Regions from separate parts of the Homo sapiens genome. Here all the other regions are linked to region 3. A link is a contact called in ENCODE Hi-C or POLR2A ChIA-PET data. All regions are on one chromosome and are shown on one strand. The core of a region is the stretch at or near the end of the contact, and the rest is flanking DNA. Distances in the headings are between cores, read along the strand shown.

Region 1 (2,700 bases), core at 188-2,687, 2.7 Mb before region 3:
ATGCTGGTCAGGCTGGTCTTGAACTCGTGACCTCAGGTGATCCACTCGCCTCGGCCTCCCAAAGTGCTGGGATAACAGGCGTGAGCCACAGCGCCCGGCCACACCTGGCTAATTAAAATTTTTTTTTTTTTTTTTTTTTTGTAGAGACAGGGTCTTACTGTTGCCCAAGCTGGTTTCGAACTACAGAGCTAAAGCGATCTGCCTGCCTCGGCCTTGCAGTGTTGCGATTACAGACGTGAGCTACCACGCCTGCCCAAAGTATTTTTATCCAGCCTTCCAACCATATACAAGTTATTTCCTAAATTTCTCTGAGGATTACATCCCATTGTACGAGCTTCCTCATCCTGGAGGGGGAGTGAGTGAATGGATGGGGTTGCTGAAAATTTATAAGATTAGTTTGATACAAACTCTGATATATTTTGGTTCCATGGGTTAAATAAGACTGTGAGGTCACATGTGAGCAATGTTTTTCTTTTTTTAGAAAGCGTTTCTTCCCTGTAACTTGACTAAAATTCCACAGTTCCTCCCGTCTTCATACCTAAACATTAAGATAGATTTATTAAAAATCTAAATAATTAGCGTAAAGGGTTAGATATCTGTACATATATGTCTTTAGGCTTCCTGACTTCGTTGGTTTCACCTGATTTTGTTGGTTAACAAGGAAACAGCCTAACTCCTGAGCCTCCAATCGCTAGCTCTTCCAAGAGACTAATTCCCGGTGTCAGGGTTCTAGGCGCTAGTACAAACTGCCCGCAGTGCCTGCTCGAGGTCGTCTTTGCGGGGAGCCATGGCTGTGGCAGGGGTCCCGGCAGTTTCCTTCACCAGTCCCTGTGAGCCAGCCCCCGCGCTGTCCAGATCCCAGACCTCTCGCGGGCCGGCGCAGCCTTCTAAGGGCGGTCCTGGGGTCCTGGGCTCAAAGTCCAGCCTTGGCCGCGGCCCCACGGGTACGCTTGTGGGCCTTCCGTGCTCCAGGAGCCGCCAGACTCTGCCCGGCGCGGAATGGAGGTGTGAAGCCGCAGAAGCTAGGGAGGGGCTGACAAGGAAGAGTCGGTTGCCCGTGGTTCCCTACGCAACTCTGTGGGTGCGGGGAGTCGAAGCCTTCTGCACTCCAAGGCTCCTGGCATCGTCCCCGCGCCACCCCGGCGTACCCTCTGATGGTCGCTGACAGCTTCACAGGGGAAGATCGAGACTGACCCTTCTCCCGCTACACATCCCTAGCCACCTTCCAGTCCTGTCCTCTCGGCTCACGCCCCGCCCCTGCCACGTGACGGGACCCGCCAGTGAGCCTATGGGAGGCAGCTCCGCCCCACGCCCCCACCTTGCCCCTTGCTCCGCGCGCCGCCACGTGATGCGGCCCCCCTCCAGCCAATGAGTGCCGGCCTTGCCTCGCGCCCCGCCCCGCGCGCCGTGGCCGTTTGAAGTGACTAATTTCTGTCATATGACTGAGGCGCCCATGGGGGTGGCGGGGCGGCTGTAGGAGCAGGGGCCTAGCAAGCGCCCAGCGGAGCGACCCCTGCCTGGCCGTGGCTAGCATGGCCCCTACGCTGTTCCAGAAGCTCTTCAGCAAGAGGACCGGGCTGGGCGCGCCCGGCCGCGACGCCCGGGACCCAGATTGCGGGTTCAGGTAGGGCGCTGTGGGGCGGGGGTCGCGGAGCCGATGGCCTTGTGGGCTCCGGGCTCCAGGGGTGTTGGGGCCTTCGGTGTTCCGACCCGAGCGGAAGCGCCGCGCCGAGAGCAGCATCTGGTCCTCGGTGGGGTGGAGCCGGCTGCGGGCTAGCGCCGAAGGGTTGGAGCGAGGTCCTACCTTTTATTTTACCCCACCCGCCTCGCCGTTGCCCCTTCCCCCTCCTCCCGTCGGTTTGTTTACGACCTGCCCCCAGCCACGCGCGACTCTGCTCCTCCGGACCTAGCACCGCGGCCTGAGACTTTGGGTCCACACGCCTTCCTGGCACCGAGTAGAGTTGGGCGCGGGCTGGATTGGACCTCAGCCGCCGTACTCCGGGCCGCGAAGTTCTCCCCTCCTCCCCGTGACCAGTTGTCCTCCGGGCGCTGCGTTCCAGCTCCGTTGGCGTTGTGGAGAGAGCGGCACGTTTGGCCAAGCTTCTGAGTTGAGAGAAGGCTGGAGGAGCGAGTAGGCAACGTGCCGTTCTTTCAGGTTTCTTGGACGCTAAAATTGGAGGTGTGCAGTAACCGGACCGAGCGACCTTAATGTTATCGAAGGAGAAATGTGAAACTTGAGTTTAGGGTTACTGCCGAAGGAAGACCAAATTGAATGAAATCTGGCCTTGGAATTGGCTGTAGATTCTTCCTCCTCGAATTGTTACTGAAAAGGAGTCTTAAAAATTGAAAATGTTAGTAGAGCATTTTGTAGTGTTACAGGCTTTGTTAATTTTTCATTGTAGTACCTGTTGCTGGCAGAGTAACTTTTCAGAATTGTAAGATTTGATATAAACCTGAATTCAAGGTAAAATTTAGTCGTTAAACTGCACCTGAGGAGATTATGTCCAAACAGCCTTTATACGTATTGCAGTGTGGAAACTTGCAAATATAACTAGGCTAAATGTCAAATGCCACACGTTTTAAACTTGGTAGGATAGCAAAGAGCCCAGTTGTACAACAATAGTAGAAACAAAAAAATAAAATAAAAATAAAAAAAGAGAATCTGTCAAATTTTGGAACAGGCGAAGTTGCCACACTGGT
Region 2 (2,700 bases), core at 143-2,642, 2.1 Mb after region 3:
TGGTCTGAAGTGGGCTTGCGCTGGAAGCAAGACGTAAGTGGTGAAGGTGAGTATCAGGGCAGCAGGTTGACCCCTTTCTTGTTATGAGCATGCATTCCTTCATTCTTACTAATACGGGTTAGGTGCCTACCCATGGCAAGAGCAGTTCTAGGCAGGGAGAGGCCCCTACCCACCCACAGCTGACGGTCTAGGGCTTGTTTACATTCTAGGTTTCAGCGGGAAAGCAAGAACACCCAACTCCCTGCTTTTGATTCTATGTTAGTAGCTCAGCGCGCCTGTGCGAGCACGTGCTGCAGCCAGGGTAGGGGCTCAGAAACTGGTTGACAAGATGAGCAGTGGGGTCCTAGGGGGTTGGGCGGGAAGGGCCCACAAGGCCATATTCCAGGCTGTTCGGCTGCGAGTGACCCCTGAGAGGTCGGGATCTCCGAGCTCGTCCGATGTCTCCATCCCAGCCAGGAGCTTGCGAAGGGGAAGGAGGGCGGAAGCAGAGTGGGACAGATGTGGTTCGTTCTGGGGCTTCCTGTCCACGAAGATGGATAATTCTAGCGACCCGCCTGGGATTTTGGAATCCTGGCGGACCCAAAAGACAGCAGAAGTCACCGCAGAGGATGCCACCCCGCACGGCAGCCCGCCCAGAGCGACGGTCTCACAGGTTCCGGCGCCGTCGAGCGCCCAAGCCTCCTGTTGGCCGCCAGCTGTGTCCGCGACGCGCTGGGTCGGGAGGAGGAGACCCGAGGCGCCGGTAAGTCCCCCGCTGCAGGTGGCCCGGAGGGCAGGGGTGAGGACGGGGACGTGTACTGAACTTTGGGAGGTTTGCGGGGCTGGAGTTTTGTTTCAGAGATAGCCAGATCGAGATCAGAACGTTTTCCAGAGAGCCCAGGTTTCCACTTGTGGCTGGGCGACCCGGTCCGGAATTCATCCTTTCTCGGCCCTCAGCTTCCTCCGGGCGGGGTTCCGATGGGGCAGCTAAGTTCCGCGCCTCCTGCCGGTGCCAGATACTGGCGTGTCGACCCGCGCTGCGGTTGGCTTCTTGCTCCACAGCGCTATGCGCGCGGCGGCTCCGAGGGCTCCTGGTCTCTCTCAGCCAACGGCCTTCTGGGGCCGCCGCCTCCCTCTAGAGCTGCTCGGGTCCCATTGCAGAGAGTCCCGCAGCGCCCGCCGGCAGCCACGGCACTTCGCAATAACCAACTTCCCCGCCGCCGGCGCGTCCCGCCAGCCTGCCCTCGGCCGCAGGCGACTGGACGGCGGTTACGGGGCGGTCCCAGCGCCACCACGACTGGCTGTCGGCTCCGCCAGTCATGGGCTGATGACGCCCCGGGGCTGGCTCCGCCCCTAGCGGCAGCCCCGCCTCCCCTCCAGAGCCTGGTCGGCTTAGCCCTGCTTTCCGCCTCACTCGTTGAGCAGGTCCGTGAATTGTCAGCGCGCTGTGGGCGACTGTGTGGCCGCGGCGGCCGCCAGGCTTGCCGCACTCCCCCTGAGGTGCCCGCCGGAACCAATGTGCCCTGGTCCACTGGGCCGTGAGCAGCCACCGACTGGGGGCAACTTGGCACTTAGAACCGCAGCAGGGACGTCGGTTTGCTATCGGGACTCGGCGAGGACGGTGAGTGGCCGCGCGCCGGGCTAGCGGCTCCTCTCGGCGCGGTTCGGCGGCGGCGAGAGGGGACGGGACGCGTCCTGGCGCTCGGCGGTCCGTTCGTCCGAGCGTGACCGCTGTGGGGAGGTCAGGGCTGGGCGGGATTTACTCCGTGCCAATATCCCCACTCCCGAACTTCTTCTTGTCAAAGCATCCCAACTCCGCCCGGGACGCGGTTCCAGTCCGCACCAACTTGGCGTAATTGACATGGGTAGGTGGGGCCGGGACGCGTCCCCTGCCCCTCTGCGGCAACGACATGGAGCGCTGGGGCGGCCTCCGCGCCCGCGGCGTGCGGACCGCGGTTCCTGAAAAATTACCCGCGCTGTGCGGTACGGTAAGACCCGGCGTCCGCGTCTGGATCTCAAGGCTGAGCGAGCGCTCATCGGGCTCAAGGTGGGTCTCAGCGCCAGAGAACTGGAGTACCAGCCGGGTTCTGTAGCGGGGGCTTCAGTGCTCTGCAGCTACTGAGAGGAATTGAGAGCACTGCTGGGCTTTGAACTTTCTAAAGTAATTGCTTTCTATTAGCACTTGAATCCATGACCCTCCTGAGGTGCTCGGACCTCCACATCCACCCGCAAGGGGTGTCCGAAGGACTTCGTTAGGACCAGGCGGGAGCTGCTGTCGGTTCTGGTGCCCAGTGCCTTGGAGAATCCTAGAGGCTGCGAAAGGGATTGCCAGCCTGGTCGGTTGGTGTTTGTTTGAGCACCTGCGTGTTTAAGTGATGAAGTTGAGTCAGGAATTGACAGCAGAGAACTCAAGGTTAAACCTGACACTCCGTTTGTGACTCGGTCTGGGTTAGATTGTTTTCCCCCCTTAATGGTAAGGGGGTAAAAGCAGCTTGTTTTTCTGAGACCAACTACATGCATGTAGTTTATATTATGTGCGGAATAAACAGAATTCAATACGATATTTTCTTACAATTCTTATTTGACATGAATAAGAGCTTTTGAAAATACTAGACAGAAACAGGTCCAGAATTTGGGGATGTTTAGACCTTTGAAAATACATGAAAATGTTGAGATATATAGTTCTGTATGTGTATATGAAGATGTAGATGCGCATATACA
Region 3 (2,700 bases), core at 37-2,536:
TAAAATACCTTTTATCCCCGAATCCCACATTTCAGTTTGGTCTTCTGAAAAAATGACTTATCAGTTTCTCAGCTAAAGAAATGATATCGACAGTGTACTACCTAAATTATACCTTATATTCTTTCCTTTCCAAAATATAAATTCGCCAGTGAACAATCTGATCCTAAAGAGGGCGGAAGATTAACCCGCCTAGCATGAGAGCACAGCTTAAAATAAATGCTGTTAAGTAGTCCTCAGGTAGAACAACTTTCCCAGCCAGCAGGCCCAGGAACTCAAGGTCTAGCTTAAGTTGGGTATTTGTATTCAAGAAGGAATTACAATCATGGAGTCAAATGACTTTTTCAATGCAGACGACAAAACGTAATCAAGTCAGTAGACACTTTACTAAGAGGAGGCTAAGCAAATGGTTATTTGCTTAAGGTTAGGGAACTCTTAAGCCCAAGGACCTGAGAGCCTGGGAAGGCGGGGGGGAATGGGTTTGACTCCCAAAGTTTGCGTTTCCGCAAGTGGTTAACACAACTCTAGGAACAAACCCTAAGACCAATACTCCCCACAATCTCATTTCCCCCCATTCTGCATCACCCATCACCCCAAAATAAAAACAGCTACTACAGCACAGCCCTTTGGTTACGCAGGAGGCTGGGACCTGATCCTGGCATAAAAAGCGGATGCGGGCGACCGAGGACCACACACGTGGGGGCGTTCGCGGGCGCTGAAACCAGCTACGAGGCCCACGCCCCCGCCGGGGACAGCTGGTGACCATCACCTTTGGACAGGGGCATTCCCCAGCCGGCCCCGGAACTTGCGAAAGACGCGCAGCCCTTCGGACTCAGCCACTCGCGCAGGGCCCGGGTCCCGGGCGGCTCGGGGCACCTGAGGAGCGCGGCGAAGGCGGGGACAGGGACGGGGACGGGGACGACTCGGGAACAGGGAAGCGCGCGGCCTCCCGCAGGACCCACCTGGATCTGCAACGGCACGAGGCGCACCTTGCAGCGCTCGCTCACCGCGAAGCCCTTGGGCAAGTCCACGTACTGGCCCCACTCCTCGGCGAACAGCTGCACCACGAATTTGCGGTGCATGTCGATCTGGTCGCCGTACAGGCTGAGGAACTTCTGGATGAGCAGCTCGTAGCCCGCCCCGTGTGGCACCGACGAGGGTCGCGCGAAGACTGAGAAACAGAAGAGCACCGGGACTGTGCCCGACGGCGCCCCCGCGCCCCCGGCGCCGCTGTTGGGGAGCGCAAGGACCGCCGGCTCCGCAGCCGCCATGTTCCCCCGAGCGTCTGCGAGCTCCGAGGCCGCCCAGTCGCACCCAGCCGGCTGCCGCGGCCCCGCCTCCCGGCGATGCCAGCCCGCCCGCCAGCTCGCGGAGGCGAAGGGGCGTGTCCTGACGACCGCTGCTCGCGCGCTCTCTTACCCGCCCCGGAGGGCGGGCCGCGGCGTAAGGGTGGGTGGTGGGGCCGGGGTGCGCGCGTGAGCCAGGGAGCGCCTGCGCTCGCCGGCCGGGTCCGCCCCCTCCAGCTTCCCGGGCCGCTGCGTTCCCGCAGTTCCCCGCTCGCGCCCTTTCTGCCGCGGTTCTGACTGCCGGCAGAACGCCTAGTGGTCTCGCAGACCCAAGACCCGCCTGGGCTGCCCGTTGTTCTTGCCCCGGTGCTGCAGCTCACACAAGGGTTTGTACCACCCTTCCCCTAACGCTGGCCCTCTTCGCGGCTTCGCTCGCCTTCGAATGAGCAGTGTTCTTGGCAGTCTAGGGTTGTGGTTGGGTACACAGAGCCGCCAGGACGAGTTACCTGTTGGCTCTGTGCAGAAGCATGCAGTCCTCCTCGAGATGGCAGTGGTATCTTACAACCAAAGGGACAGTCCGATAGATACCCTAAGAAGAGCAGCAGAATTTAATCCTTAGAGGGCCAGTCAAGGTTCAAGTTTTGTCTTTTTTCGGTCCCACAGAACACAATATCTCTAGGAATGGATTTGATATCTGGCCTCCCTTCATCTCAACCTATTTCTGGGAGGACTTGGATTTGGGAATATAAATACTATTAAAAGCAAAAATCTGAACTTTATATTGAAACTAAGGATATCTGTTTTTAAGTAAGTAAAAGGGATCACTTTCAAATAAAACAATCCTCTGCCTTCTGCACACTGTAAGGCGCTATAATTAACTGGAATTAGAAAGCATGCATTATGAACAGAATTTCCTTGGAATTGAGTCCTGCGAAGATAGGCATGGGCCTAAACATAAAATTAGATTTTAGGTATTAAAGCTGTCCTCTTCTAAGAAAATAACCTTTAAAGCAGGGTTTCCCAACTGACACTGTTGACTTCTGGAATGGACATTTCTCTTTCTTGGGGATGGGGCATCTTGTGCATTTGCAGGATATTTAGCAGCATCACCGGCTTCTACTCCCGCTAGATGCCTAGTGACCGCTCCTCCCTCTAGTTATGGCAATCAAAAATGTTTCCAGACATTGCCAAATATTCCCCAGAGGGCAAATATACCCCCTACTTGAGAACCACACTGCTTTAAAGTTATGAAAAGACCATCCTTTGGTGTTTCTTGCTCAATTGTACCGAAGCTACTAGAAATAGCCATTTTTTTCTGGTTCTCATCACACTTTGAGAGATCCCATTTAAAAGTGTTGTCTGAACCCGTCAGACCCAAAATGATATTTTTTTCCGGATACCACTCCATTGCAAGGTC
Region 4 (2,700 bases), core at 132-2,631, 2.0 Mb after region 3:
AATAACTATAGGTAGTCTGTTGACAGTCACAAAATTCCCTCTTTAGCCTATCAGAAAATGCTGAAGTGACAAAGAACTTGTAAATTCTACTATCTTAATGTGGCCTCTAGCGACATCACATAATCAGTGTGGTTTGTTTAAAGAATTCATTCCTGACCTTGGTTTGCTTTGTATCTTTTTTAAAACCACTGAGTACACATTGAATTTATAGTGGTAAGCTTAAGGCGTCAGACAGCATGAGATGGAATTCCAAATCTACCGTTTTGTAACTGTGAGAACTTGAGCAAGTTATTAAACCTCCATTACTTCATCTGTAAAATGGTACTAGTAATACTTAATTGCATTGTTCTCAGGATTAAACAGACTAATGAGTATAAAGCTTTTGGTGAGCAATCAATAAATGTTAGCTTTGAGTATTACTATAATTATTATCCATCATTTTCTCATTATTTACTGTACCACCATTCAAGCCACCACACCTAGAACCTGGAATGCTCAGTAGCTTCCTCACCTCCCTGCTTGTTCTACTCTTGCCTATCCTAAACCCTTCCCATCTACTTCCCAAAGCTAAGGGGTCCTTTCAGAAGGGAAAAGCAATCAGTTCAATCCCCTTCCCACATAAAACAGAAATGCCCCCCGGCTACCCTTAGCACAAACCTGAAAGGCCCTGCATGGCCAGACTCTCGCTTACCCTCTCTAGCCTGTTTCCACCTCTCTTCCCCATTCCCTCTAAGTCTCAGCCATACTCGTCAGTCTTCCGCATACAACCCATACTGCACATCCTCCACCAGACCCTTCCCCCAGCCTGCAGAGCTCTGTCCCCAACCCACGCCCTTCAGATCCCAGCCCCAAAGCTACCTCTTCAACGAGATCCCACTCAGGTCTTTTCTCATATTCCTTCCCTGCAAAGCACTTAGCTGAATAAACCCATGGCCTATTTAATAAGGGATAATTTCCTAATATCTGCTTTCTCACACGATTTTCAGTTTGCGGGAGGGTACGGCTGCCAGTTTTGCTCATCGCATTCCCCATAACCTAGTTCAGCCAAGACCTAGTGGAGGAGGCAGTAAATATTAAATTAACGAAAGAATGGATGCATGCAGAGCGGTTAAAATGGCTCGGACTCCGCAGCCTCAAAAAGTTGGCTCCCGCACCTGAGGCCTCTTATTAAATGGTTCCCAAACATGCGGGGTCACTTTTCCGTATTTTGTTTTTTAGTTTGGCCTTGGTTTGTGTGTCACTCTTCACGAGTAAAGGTTCAGGCGCGGCCACCCTTGAGAGCGTAGACGGGACACCACCTGAGATAGAACGCCCAGCGGCAGTGCTGCCGGCGTGGGGCGGAAGTGCGGGGCCTGGGGCCGGCGCCTGGTGGGTGCGGGCGGAAGTGCCCGGCGCAGGGCGGAAGCAGAGGCGTTGGCGGCGTGAGGCTCAGGTGGGTTCCCTTAGTCCCGCGCCGAGGGTGAGCGCTCGCGGGTCTCCGCCTCTGAGCTGACGCGCAGGCTGGCGGGGGTTCGCTGTGCCGCGTGCTGCCCATTTGGATAGTCGTTATACGGAATTTAATTAAACCGGGAGCCATAAATCCATGAACTACTTGGGGGAGATTATAAACGCGTGTGTGTGTGTCTGTGATAGCGCTCTGGGAAGTAAATAAATGACGGGCGGGAAAAGGAAGCTTTTTTTTTTTTTAAGAGAAAGCAGAAAACATCTCGAGAAAGCAGAAAACATCTCAACTTCATACTCCTCCAGTGATTCGCCGATGCCCCGTCCCGGGTTTAATTGAATTCTATGAAGTGGTAGTGTAATCACACTTGGGAGCCCGCTGAGCTGACTGCCTTTTTAAATAAATATTTTTGAGCAGCCATGTTGACCTTTAATTGGGGTGAAAAGGTTGAAAGGTGCAGCAGGGAACATTGTGAGTGCCGGGGCTCTCTGGATGAGCTGTCTGGATCTCCTCTCAGCCTTATTGGGCAAAAGCAGCCCTCTGGGTACTGAACAATGAGAGAATAAATCAGAAACTGTACATTCTCAACAGATATTCACTTCTGACAAATAGCAGCTCATACAGTTTTTTAATAAGTCCAAGGGTAGAAAAGTCCCCACTAAAATGTCATTGTGAGTTAGGCTTGTGACTGTTTCTAAGGCTGTCTTTCACAGGGAATGTTTTGCTTGGGTGATCTTTATTCTTGTTTATTAATAAATAGTGTATATGTGGTACTTTATATTTTAGTGCCCTTAAAAAAAAAATCCATAGTATGGCCTTAGCTTGACCCCAAGATTCTCAATTCCTCAAGGACAGAGATGGTGTCTAAGATCTGTTATATCCCAATACTTTCTAGCGCATTTCCCAGAATTAGTATACATTGTCTTGTTTAAGCAGCCACTAGAGCTATGCCTTGGTGCACAATGCTGAACAAGTTGAGGTGTCTATTAGAGGTCGCAGTCTTCTCATTTGGTCATATTCTGAGGACTAGCTTATAAAAATGCATGTGAAGCTCTCTACCAATATTTGGAGCTGTATACATTGGGGTGCATTATAGGTAATTAGAAAGATTTAAAACACGGGGAAAAAAGATACACCCTGGAAATATTGGATAATTATGATAATACTGGGGCAAAGCAGAACTAATCATGGTTCTGTGTGAAATATCGTAGCCCAATAACCTGCGTCCTGCTCTGCTGAGGAATTGCCTGGAACCAGAA
Region 5 (2,700 bases), core at 133-2,632, 2.1 Mb before region 3:
GGAAAGTTAGAAACCTAACTTGTAGGGCCCCACCCCAGATCAACTGATTTTGACAATTTTTCTGTGGTTATGAAAGGAAATTAACATGACTTCAAAACTATTATCTAATTTATAGGCATTATTTAGATTTTACGAATTGTCCCAGTAATGTCTTTGATAGCAAAAGTACCAAATGGACACTTTTGAGATTAAAGGCAACCACATTCAATAATTTTGCCAAGACAAGGGTAGTAATGTAATCATAAAAGGCAGCTGAGCTCACATCTGTAATCCCAGCACTTTGGGAGGCTGAGGCGGGTGGAACACCTGAGGTCAGAAGTTTGAGAACAGCCTGGCCAGCATGGGGAAACCCTGTCTCTACTAAAAATACAAAAATTAGCCAGGTGTGGTGGTGCGCGCCTGTAGTCCTAGCTACTTGGGAGGCTGAGGCATGAGAATCACTCGAACTCGGGAGGCAGAGGTTGCAATGAGCCGAGATTGTGCCACTGCAGTCGAGCCTGGGCGACAGAGCAAGAATCTATCTAAAAAAAAAAAAGGCATTGAGGAGGTATACTTTTTCTTAATACGTACACTTAGAGGTCTGGTATGATAACTGTAATTGTCTATAGGATTTTATAAATGGATGTCCTTAGTGACCTTGACAAGAGGGAAATGGACTCAAAAATGAAAGATAAGAAAGCAGACATGGTATGTAGAAAACTTCTTTATAAAACGAGCAAAGATACGGAGGGGGATGTGGGATTAAGGAAGGTTTTTTTTTTTAAAGTGGGTCATTTTATTAATACATTATGTTGATTGCTGCTGGGAAAAATTCTTTGCAGAGCAGTCTAGGGAGGTTTACAAACTACTGATGCCTGGGGCTCATCTCCAAAGATTCTTATTTAATGGATCTGGGCTGCAGCCAGGTTCACGGGGATTTTTAAAAGCTCCCCAAGTGATCTTAATGTGTAGTCAAGATTGAGAACCACTGGTAGAGAGAGAAAAAAACTCTGTTGAAGAGAGGACTTAAAATCTGCTGCAGCAGCAAGACCTTAAATAATCTAAGTGCTAAGTTGCAGCCAGCACCACTTAAATTATCAAATCTTGTCAGTTACAGTATCCAACTTTCCCTACAAGCATCCATAGGCAGACGAAGGGTTTATACCAGTAACTGCATTCCCCAGGAGACAAGAAAGGAGGATAGAAAAACGACTTAGGAATCTCCTTGGAGCTCAAGACCAGGAACTTCCCCAAGCCGGAGGTCCCTGAGGCGCTCTAGCGCGCTGGCCGCACTCGCAGCCCAGGTCGCCAGTGCGCACGCGCAAGATTAGGTGGGGCGCCAGAGCCGGGGCACCTGCGCAGGCTTGGCTGCGCCCTCTCGCGCCGCACGCTCTGCGGGTTCCTCCCTTCTTCCGAGCCTCTCCTCTGGCCGCCGCGCGGGAGAGAGGCCGAGATGGCAGATGAGATTGCCAAGGCTCAGGTCGCTCGGCCTGGTGGCGACACGATCTTTGGGAAGATCATCCGCAAGGAAATACCAGCCAAAATCATTTTTGAGGATGACCGGGTAGGTACTGGGCACCACCTCTCTCGCCTGCTGAGGTGGGTATCGTCCGCGGATCCTCGGGTTTCTCGCGGAGGGAGAGGAGGGGTCGCGAGTGTAGCGGCGACGGGAGGGGACCTGGCTGCCCTGGTCCAGCGGGCCCCCAGCCAGCGGACAGGGCCCGGGCACTCCGAGGCGGCCTGCCGGCGCGTGCCGGCGCTCCGGTTACTCGTTATCTGCCCCGGGCGCGGGCCAGGCCGCCGGGCGCCCTGAGTGCCGCACCGCGGGGCCTGGGCGCGTGTCGGGGCGCACTGGGGCCCCCGCGTGGAAGCCCGCCGGTTCCCCGGCTGCCTCGGACCTTGCCTGTATCAGGAATCTCGAAATCTCGCCAGCGCTCTGCCTGACAGAGAGAAACCCGATCGCGCCCTGACTCAGGCCCAATCTCCGCGATCTCCCGCGCACAGCCGGCCTGCCAGGGCCCGGCGTTCCTGGGCGCTGCTCAGCAAGGCATTGTGCTCGAGGGCCCCAGGGGCGCTGGGAGGTGCGCGGGCCGTCTGGGCCTGCCGGCTTCCTCCGCGGGGTGCGGCTTGCCACCCTCACCCCTACCCCTATCCCTATCTCCACCCCAAGGCCTACCCTGGGCTAGCGAGGCGATCTCCTGAGATAAGAAGTGGGCCCGCGTCTGGGATTTGCTTTCCGTTGACCTCTCCCGCTGAACATTTTGGACTTACAAACAGCTGAATGATTCTTTTTGTATTCAACAGGAAGTAATTTTATGCCAAGAGACTAAGACTGTAGTTTTTGTTGACTTCTTGTAGGTGAAATCCCAGTTGATGTGACTTTGAGATATCTTGTGTAAATTATTTAGTGGCCAGTTGTATTTTTGGGATTGGATCTCAGATAAAGCTGGGCAGATTGGCTGATTTAGATAGAACAAATTTTGTAAACAGTTTTGTTAAATTTAGGAAATATAAAATCTAAGAAAAACATTTATTCTACTAATGTCGGTTAGATTCAAAACGTTATCAAAAATTTAATTAGGTTCCTCTAGGTAAATTAAAAAAAAAAATACTTTGTCTCTACTCAGGGGAAATTCTTTGGTTTTAGAAAAAATATTTCTTTTTAAAGTTCGCAGTTGCCTTTGAGAAATGGTTCTTGAAAAATTTACATTTGAACCACCG
Region 6 (2,700 bases), core at 98-2,597, 2.5 Mb before region 3:
ATTTGTACAAAAAATGAGGAAAACGGATCGTCTGCAACATCCTGTGATTTTTTCCACAATTACTTTATTTCTACAATGGCTATGCCACACTTCGCTGGTAAAGTTTTTGATCTATACCTGAAAAAGAGAAATGCTAATAGTATGTTGTAAACTCCCAGTTTGGGCAAGCCCCAGGACCAACAGAAAACAGTCCTTAAGTCATTGCCGGTCCCAGAAACGGTGTTGTAGCCTGAACTCTCATTGTTTTCAAATATAATTTTAACTCTTATTACGTCATTAAAATTACTGTGAAGCAGTCATTAATTGGAAAGCATGTCATAATCATAAATCACCTTGTTATTTAGTGAACTATGCTAACTGCTGTGAGAAATACCAAGGTGTACCTAGATGTAGTTACAGCCATCAAGGAGCTTAAAATTCAGTGGAAAGGTGGTGTCGCCAAAGTTAGTTACCTATGAACTTATGAGAAAGGGTAAGGAGTATCCTAGAACGATGGATTCTGGAATTGTCAGTGAGCTTATTGTTGAAACGGCCTCAGCAGCTCTCTGGCTGCTCCTAAGGGTGGTCTGTTTTTCTTACCAAGGGAGCAGTGAAACAAAACTGGCTTTATTCGGTCTGTTGGGAAGCAGACTAGAATGTAAAAAGTATTGCAAAAGTTGCCACTCGAGTCCCAACCCTAAACGCAGTTGCCTGAGGGAGGGCTGCCCCGGGCATTTAGTTACAAGAACGCAGTCTAAATCTAGTTTTTTGACTCAAAGGTAATCGTGAGCTGGCCGCGGCACCGGCTGCCTATCCTGGCCGTGAATGTTTGCTTTCTCTGCCCTGGTCTCAGGACGTCCGTTTCGAATAGATCAAGCACTTCTCTGTCGGCAGCTTTCACAAGAGATCTCGTTTTATTTAAAGAGATATGAGGTGTGCGTGGAATTCCTTCTTTGCCGAATGGCGGCTTCTACTTCCGCATATTCAAAGTCGGCAGTAGAAGTTGCAGAGGAGAGCGCAAAGCCGGACTTGGCCACACCCTGGGCTTCCGGATTTGGGCACAACAGTTCTCTCCAGTCAGAACGCCTCCCCACGGTTCTGCCCCAAAATGCTATTTTTGCTCAGGTCCTCAGCGCGTTTCCGGTGTCTCCAACGGATGGAGAAGACGGAACCACAACGCCAAGGCAGACCCCGTGACTGATTTAGGTGAGGTCTCGCGAGGTGTCTTTAAATCTCACGACGACAGCAGGAAACGACTTACTCGCACCGCCCCAATTTTAACGTCACAGTGGAGTTACTCCCTTGGGCGTTTCTTAGCGTGCGCGTGCGTGCTGCGCATGCGCACTTACTCTCCCCCGCCCCCGCGCAGACTTGTCTCCGGCCAGTCGCGCGTGGGTAGAGGCCTTAGGCGGGCGTTGCGAAGGGTTGTTTGCTAGAGTTCGGACCTTGTTACGGCGCGAAGTTCCCTCCTTGGGGCGGGGGAAAGGTACCGCACCCGCTACCTAGTGTGAATGAACTGTGGCGTGGGCTGCTAAGGGCAGGCTGCGGAGTACCCGGGCCGTGGCCATGAACTCACCCGTGGACCCTGGCGCTAGGCAGGCGTTGAGGAAGAAGCCACCCGAGCGGACTCCCGAGGTGAGGCTGGTTGACCTTTATGTGCGTCTCACAGTCCAGTAGACAGCATCCTCCTGTCTGTCCGAAATCCGCGGCGACTGCCCTCTTGCCAGAGTCTCGCACCTGCTACTGGGAATCTGTTCGCTTGAGTCTCTTCCCTGACCCAGGCCCTTGTCGCCAGCAGGGTGCCGACCGCCCTTCCTGCCTGTGATGCGGTCTTAACCCGCGTACCCGTCCTTGCCGGGGGCTTCTGAGTGTCGTTAAGAAAGCACCATTACTAAGTCGTATTTTCTGAGTTGGGTAATATGAGTTTCGCAGTTAGATGCCCATTCGTTTAAGTAGACTATGAAAAACGAGATGGAAATTGTAAGGGAAGTATCTCAGCCATGTAATTTAGAAATAGTTTTTCTTTAAAGGTCTCTGAAATATTGTACAGTTGCCTAAAAAAAAGATAAAGTTTTCAAAGTTAGTTTAAAAGTTTACATCCAGTCAAATGGTGAATTCTGTAGTAGATGATGCATGTTTAAAGAACACCACTGTAGGTACTTTTTCAGACTGTCACTGGGAAATTTTACAGTATTTTGTACTTGGATCCAAAATTTGCTGTGTCGAGTTAACAGTTATGGCATCAGCTTAAAAGATTTTTCATTCGACCTTCATGAAGGCTAGTTTTCAGGCATATAACTAAAACCTGTTAGCTTTGCTTATCCCGGTAGAATGCTAAGGTTTTGGGGAAGGTTTTCCTTGATTTGGAGGTTTCTATAACAAGTGGGACATATTTTCTAAACAAAACACTAAACAGTGTGAGTGGATTATTGGATTGTTTTGTTTAAAGTTGCAGTAAATGAAATGAAATGCTTTGGTTAATTCTTCACTTTGGAGTTTTTCAGATATGTAGTGTTTTGCATACTGAGTCTCAGTAACGTTGGGCTGACCTTTTGGGTCGTGACAATTATTCAGGTCACAACGGAAGCCATGATAGGTCAAATTATGTTATTGAAGATCCTGATGTTTGCATAGGAACAACACAAATTCTACCACTTTCCAGAGTTCTCTTTTTGAGATATACATTTATAATTCGATGAGTGTTTGTTTCCTTATGATGAT
Region 7 (2,704 bases), core at 16-2,515, 2.5 Mb after region 3:
ACTTTGGGAGGCCGAGGCGGGTGGATCACTTGAGGTCGGAAGTTCAAGACCAGCCTGGCCAACATGGAGAACCCCCGTCTCTACTAAAAATACAAAAATTAGGCCGGGCGAGGTGGCTCACGCCTGTAATCCCAACACTTTGGGAGGCCGAGGCGGGCGGATCACCTGAGGTTGGGAGTTCGAGACCAGCCTGACCAACATGGAGAAATCTCGTCTCAACTAAAAATACAAAATTAGCTGGATGTGGCCGGGCGCCGTGGTTCACACCTGTAATCTCAGCACTTTTGGAGGCCGAGGCAGGCCGATCACTTGAGGTCAGGAGTTCGAGACCAGCCTGGGCAACATGGTGAAACCCCGCGTCTACCAAAAATACAAAAATTAACCGGGCGTGGCAGCGGGCGCATGTAATCCCAGCTACTCGGGAGGCTGAGGCAGGAGAATCGCTTGAACCCGGGAGGCGGAGGTTGCAGTGAGCCGAGATCGCGCCACTGCACTCCAGCCTGGGCAACAGCGTGAGACCACCTCAAAACAACAAACAAAATCAGAGAGGCTAATGCAAAAGCCTAGTGCCATGGTACCGCATGACAAAGCTAGGTTCGGTGGAAACATGGAAAACCAGATCTTTGAGTGAGCGATAAACTTCATTCCTGGGCCTCAGTCTCCCTTCGGCTCAGGGAGAAAATGAGCATCACAGGCTGTTTCAGGCTGATGTCCCTAGATGCTACATATTTGGCAAAATCTGCCCCTTTATGGTTACCTAGCGGCGATGGAGTGGGGAAGCCCCAAGTTTAGAAAAGAAAGAGCGGTAGGCGGAGGTGAGACGTCTAAGAGGCCGCCGCAAGCCGGCCTCCAGGAGGCGCCAGGGCTCGCGCGCCCCGCCTCGCAGGGAGCAGCCAGTTCGGGGTTCGCACGGCCAGCCGCTGCCGCTGCCGCCGTCGCCCCTCGCCCCTCGGCCCCCGCAGCCCGGGCTCCGTGAGCCCGCCTGGGGGACGTCTGCTCGCCCCTTCTGCGGCCACTGACCCGACAGCCTGGGCTCCTCGCTCTGGCCCGGGCTCCTAGCTCCCACCCCTCACCCTCACCGCTGCCTGCGCGCTCCCCGGGGCCCAGGCTCCGCGCGCCCAGCCACGATCACCCACCCTCCTTTCACACTCACTGGCAATTGCAGCGGCCTGTCGCTGGGTGCGACCGTCATGTCGGAATCCGAGTCGGAAAGCTGCCCATCTTCCATATCGCCGACCTCCAACGCCATCTTCCCGCGGTGCGCTGCGCTGCACAGCGGCGGGTCAGGAGAGCACTTCCGGCGGGGCAGCCGGAAGGCCCGGCGGCTCGGCTGCTCGGGCGCCCCCGCGCGGAGGCCAGCCTGTCCCAGCGGCCTGAGGCGTCCCATTGCATTCCAACTACCCCGGGAAAATGAATCCCTTGTTCCCCCAACACTTTTCTTCCAAACTTTATTTTCGTGCAAACATAAATATGTCACGTATCGCGGTCGTCTGGGATTCCTCCCTTGGCCGTACATCCTTCCCCTGTATGCTCTGGACAAGCCTCCCCGCTTCTGTTCTTGCTCCTCCACAATCCACTCTACATATTGCTTCCAGGGAAGCCTTTCAAGCTGTATAGTCCGCCCTCTGTATCCACTCCCCATCCACGGATGCCGAACCTGCGGATGGGAAGGACCCACCGTGCACCCCCACATAATGTAAGGGGCTTGAGCATGGCGGATGTTGGTATCTGTGGGGGTCCTGAAAACAATGACCCGCGGATACCTAGGGAGGATTGTACCTTAGCTCGAATCTTCCAAGTGCATCCCTCCCCAAAACAAGGACTGAGTTCTCAGCATGGTGTTTGAAATGTTTGTTTTCCGGTGTCGTAAAGAAATAGCAACATAAATTTAACTTACTGAATAAGGCCATTTTTACTTTCTGCAGAAAGGGTACACTCGCCAGCAGTTTTGCCAGGAGAGTACACTGAACAAAAGGAGACAGGGTCATTTATAACCTGACGTGTTTACCTTACTGCTGTGGCTGGTTTTTATTGGCTGGACCGGACCTCACATTTTGTATTTGTCCCGATTGGCTAGCAACTTAGAACTTTTTAAAAGAGGCAAAGGTAGAGGAGAACAAAGGAAGGAGGAAGTAACTTGTGGAATGCTGAGAAAGATGAAAACACTTTTAAATAAGGAAGAGGAACAGGCTATGACCTAATGCTTGCTTGGACTAGTAAAAGCATGCCAGGGCAAATATTTAGGCTAAATTGTGGGAGCTAAGAACATAAAGTACATTTTTTTTTATTATGGCTAGCAGATATTTAAGAATGTTAGCACAGATCTTTGAATAAATTTTGCTTTTAAGAGAAGTTACTATTTATTCCTAATTAGACGGGGAGGAAAGTTTTTGAAGAGGAACCTCTGTTTTACTTTGCCACATGGCAAACAAGGTCATGTGGACTGGGCATCTGGTCACTGGTCCTAGTGTGTCCCCCTGCCTAACCGCTGGCGCGCTGAACCTGTTGTTCCTCAGGCCAGGCCTCTGCATTTGCTGTTCACTCGGCCTGAGAGGCCCTTCCCTCAACCCACCCCATTCTTTAAGGGTTATCTTGGAACCCGCCTTTGCGAAAATTATAACAGTGAGAAAATTATGGCAGTGGGAGAGATCTGATCTAGCCAACCCCTATCTTGCTTTTAGCCTTCAAGCTGCCCTTAATTATT

The links. A loop is a pair of places that touch in the nucleus more often than their neighbours do. ChIA-PET counts read pairs that join two places held with the same protein, here RNA polymerase II (POLR2A). Pooled maps may share reads with other maps.
Region 1: a map of CD4-positive, alpha-beta T cell shows a loop between it and region 3 (13-fold over the local background). The contact joins the promoter of FNIP1 here to the promoter of ISOC1 in region 3. A Hi-C loop is called at or near these places in 2 of 168 maps with a recorded cell type or tissue (CD4-positive, alpha-beta T cell and naive thymus-derived CD4-positive, alpha-beta T cell) and 15 of 50 pooled maps. POLR2A ChIA-PET finds 5 or more read pairs at or near these places in 1 of 52 experiments (CD4-positive, alpha-beta T cell).
Region 2: a map of CD8-positive, alpha-beta T cell shows a loop between it and region 3 (7-fold over the local background). The contact joins the promoter of MARCHF3 here to the promoter of ISOC1 in region 3. A Hi-C loop is called at or near these places in 3 of 168 maps with a recorded cell type or tissue (CD4-positive, alpha-beta memory T cell, CD8-positive, alpha-beta T cell and naive thymus-derived CD4-positive, alpha-beta T cell) and 9 of 50 pooled maps.
Region 4: a loop to region 3 is called in a map of B cell, with 20 times the contacts of the local background. The contact joins the promoter of C5orf63 here to the promoter of ISOC1 in region 3. A Hi-C loop is called at or near these places in 1 of 168 maps with a recorded cell type or tissue (B cell), 1 of 37 single-sample maps with no recorded cell type and 5 of 50 pooled maps.
Region 5: a loop to region 3 is called in a pooled map, with 7 times the contacts of the local background. The contact joins the promoter of HINT1 here to the promoter of ISOC1 in region 3. A Hi-C loop is called at or near these places in 2 of 168 maps with a recorded cell type or tissue (aorta and gastrocnemius medialis), 1 of 37 single-sample maps with no recorded cell type and 16 of 50 pooled maps.
Region 6: a map of gastrocnemius medialis shows a loop between it and region 3 (8-fold over the local background). The contact joins the promoter of RAPGEF6 here to the promoter of ISOC1 in region 3. A Hi-C loop is called at or near these places in 2 of 168 maps with a recorded cell type or tissue (gastrocnemius medialis and naive thymus-derived CD4-positive, alpha-beta T cell), 1 of 37 single-sample maps with no recorded cell type and 11 of 50 pooled maps.
Region 7: a loop to region 3 is called in a map of CD8-positive, alpha-beta T cell, with 15 times the contacts of the local background. The contact joins the promoter of PHAX here to the promoter of ISOC1 in region 3. A Hi-C loop is called at or near these places in 5 of 168 maps with a recorded cell type or tissue (CD4-positive, alpha-beta T cell, CD4-positive, alpha-beta memory T cell, CD8-positive, alpha-beta T cell and 1 more) and 13 of 50 pooled maps. POLR2A ChIA-PET finds 5 or more read pairs at or near these places in 1 of 52 experiments (CD4-positive, alpha-beta T cell).

The regions. Positions count from the first base shown.
Region 1 is chr5:131,795,754-131,798,453 of GRCh38, reverse strand. It overlaps FNIP1 (folliculin interacting protein 1), which reads left to right and starts at 1,437. Exons shown (of 18, transcript NM_133372.3): 1 at 1,437-1,624. The coding sequence starts at 1,533. RefSeq lists silencers at 1,234-1,493, 1,544-1,823.
Region 2 is chr5:127,029,250-127,031,949 of GRCh38, reverse strand. MARCHF3 (membrane associated ring-CH-type finger 3) reads left to right here and starts at 1,392. Exons shown (of 5, transcript NM_178450.5): 1 at 1,392-1,600. It overlaps LOC105379163 (a long non-coding RNA gene), which reads right to left and starts at 607. Exons shown (of 2, transcript XR_007058920.1): 1 at 1-607. RefSeq lists an enhancer at 510-1,054 and a silencer at 1,051-1,430.
Region 3 is chr5:129,093,335-129,096,034 of GRCh38, reverse strand. ISOC1 (isochorismatase domain containing 1) reads right to left here and starts at 1,286. Exons shown (of 5, transcript NM_016048.2): 1 at 960-1,286. The coding sequence starts at 1,268. It overlaps LOC124901060 (a long non-coding RNA gene), which reads left to right. Exons shown (of 2, transcript XR_007058926.1): 2 at 636-2,700. RefSeq lists a silencer at 889-1,668.
Region 4 is chr5:127,072,183-127,074,882 of GRCh38, reverse strand. C5orf63 (chromosome 5 open reading frame 63) reads left to right here and starts at 1,381. Exons shown (of 5, transcript NM_001164478.2): 1 at 1,381-1,432. RefSeq lists a silencer at 1,305-1,524.
Region 5 is chr5:131,163,938-131,166,637 of GRCh38, reverse strand. It overlaps HINT1 (histidine triad nucleotide binding protein 1), which reads left to right and starts at 1,382. Exons shown (of 3, transcript NM_005340.7): 1 at 1,382-1,543. The coding sequence starts at 1,433. RefSeq lists enhancers at 1,013-1,062, 1,333-1,992, 1,993-2,653 and silencers at 1,213-1,262, 1,273-1,352, 1,563-2,202.
Region 6 is chr5:131,633,876-131,636,575 of GRCh38, reverse strand. It overlaps RAPGEF6 (Rap guanine nucleotide exchange factor 6), which reads left to right and starts at 1,347. Exons shown (of 28, transcript NM_016340.6): 1 at 1,347-1,614. The coding sequence starts at 1,546. RefSeq lists enhancers at 778-977, 988-1,237, 246-1,445, 1,538-1,627, 1,575-2,157.
Region 7 is chr5:126,599,508-126,602,211 of GRCh38, reverse strand. It overlaps PHAX (phosphorylated adaptor for RNA export), which reads right to left and starts at 1,265. Exons shown (of 5, transcript NM_032177.4): 1 at 1,154-1,265. The coding sequence starts at 1,249. RefSeq lists enhancers at 1-485, 486-1,333, 1,334-2,183 and silencers at 848-1,097, 1,218-1,427.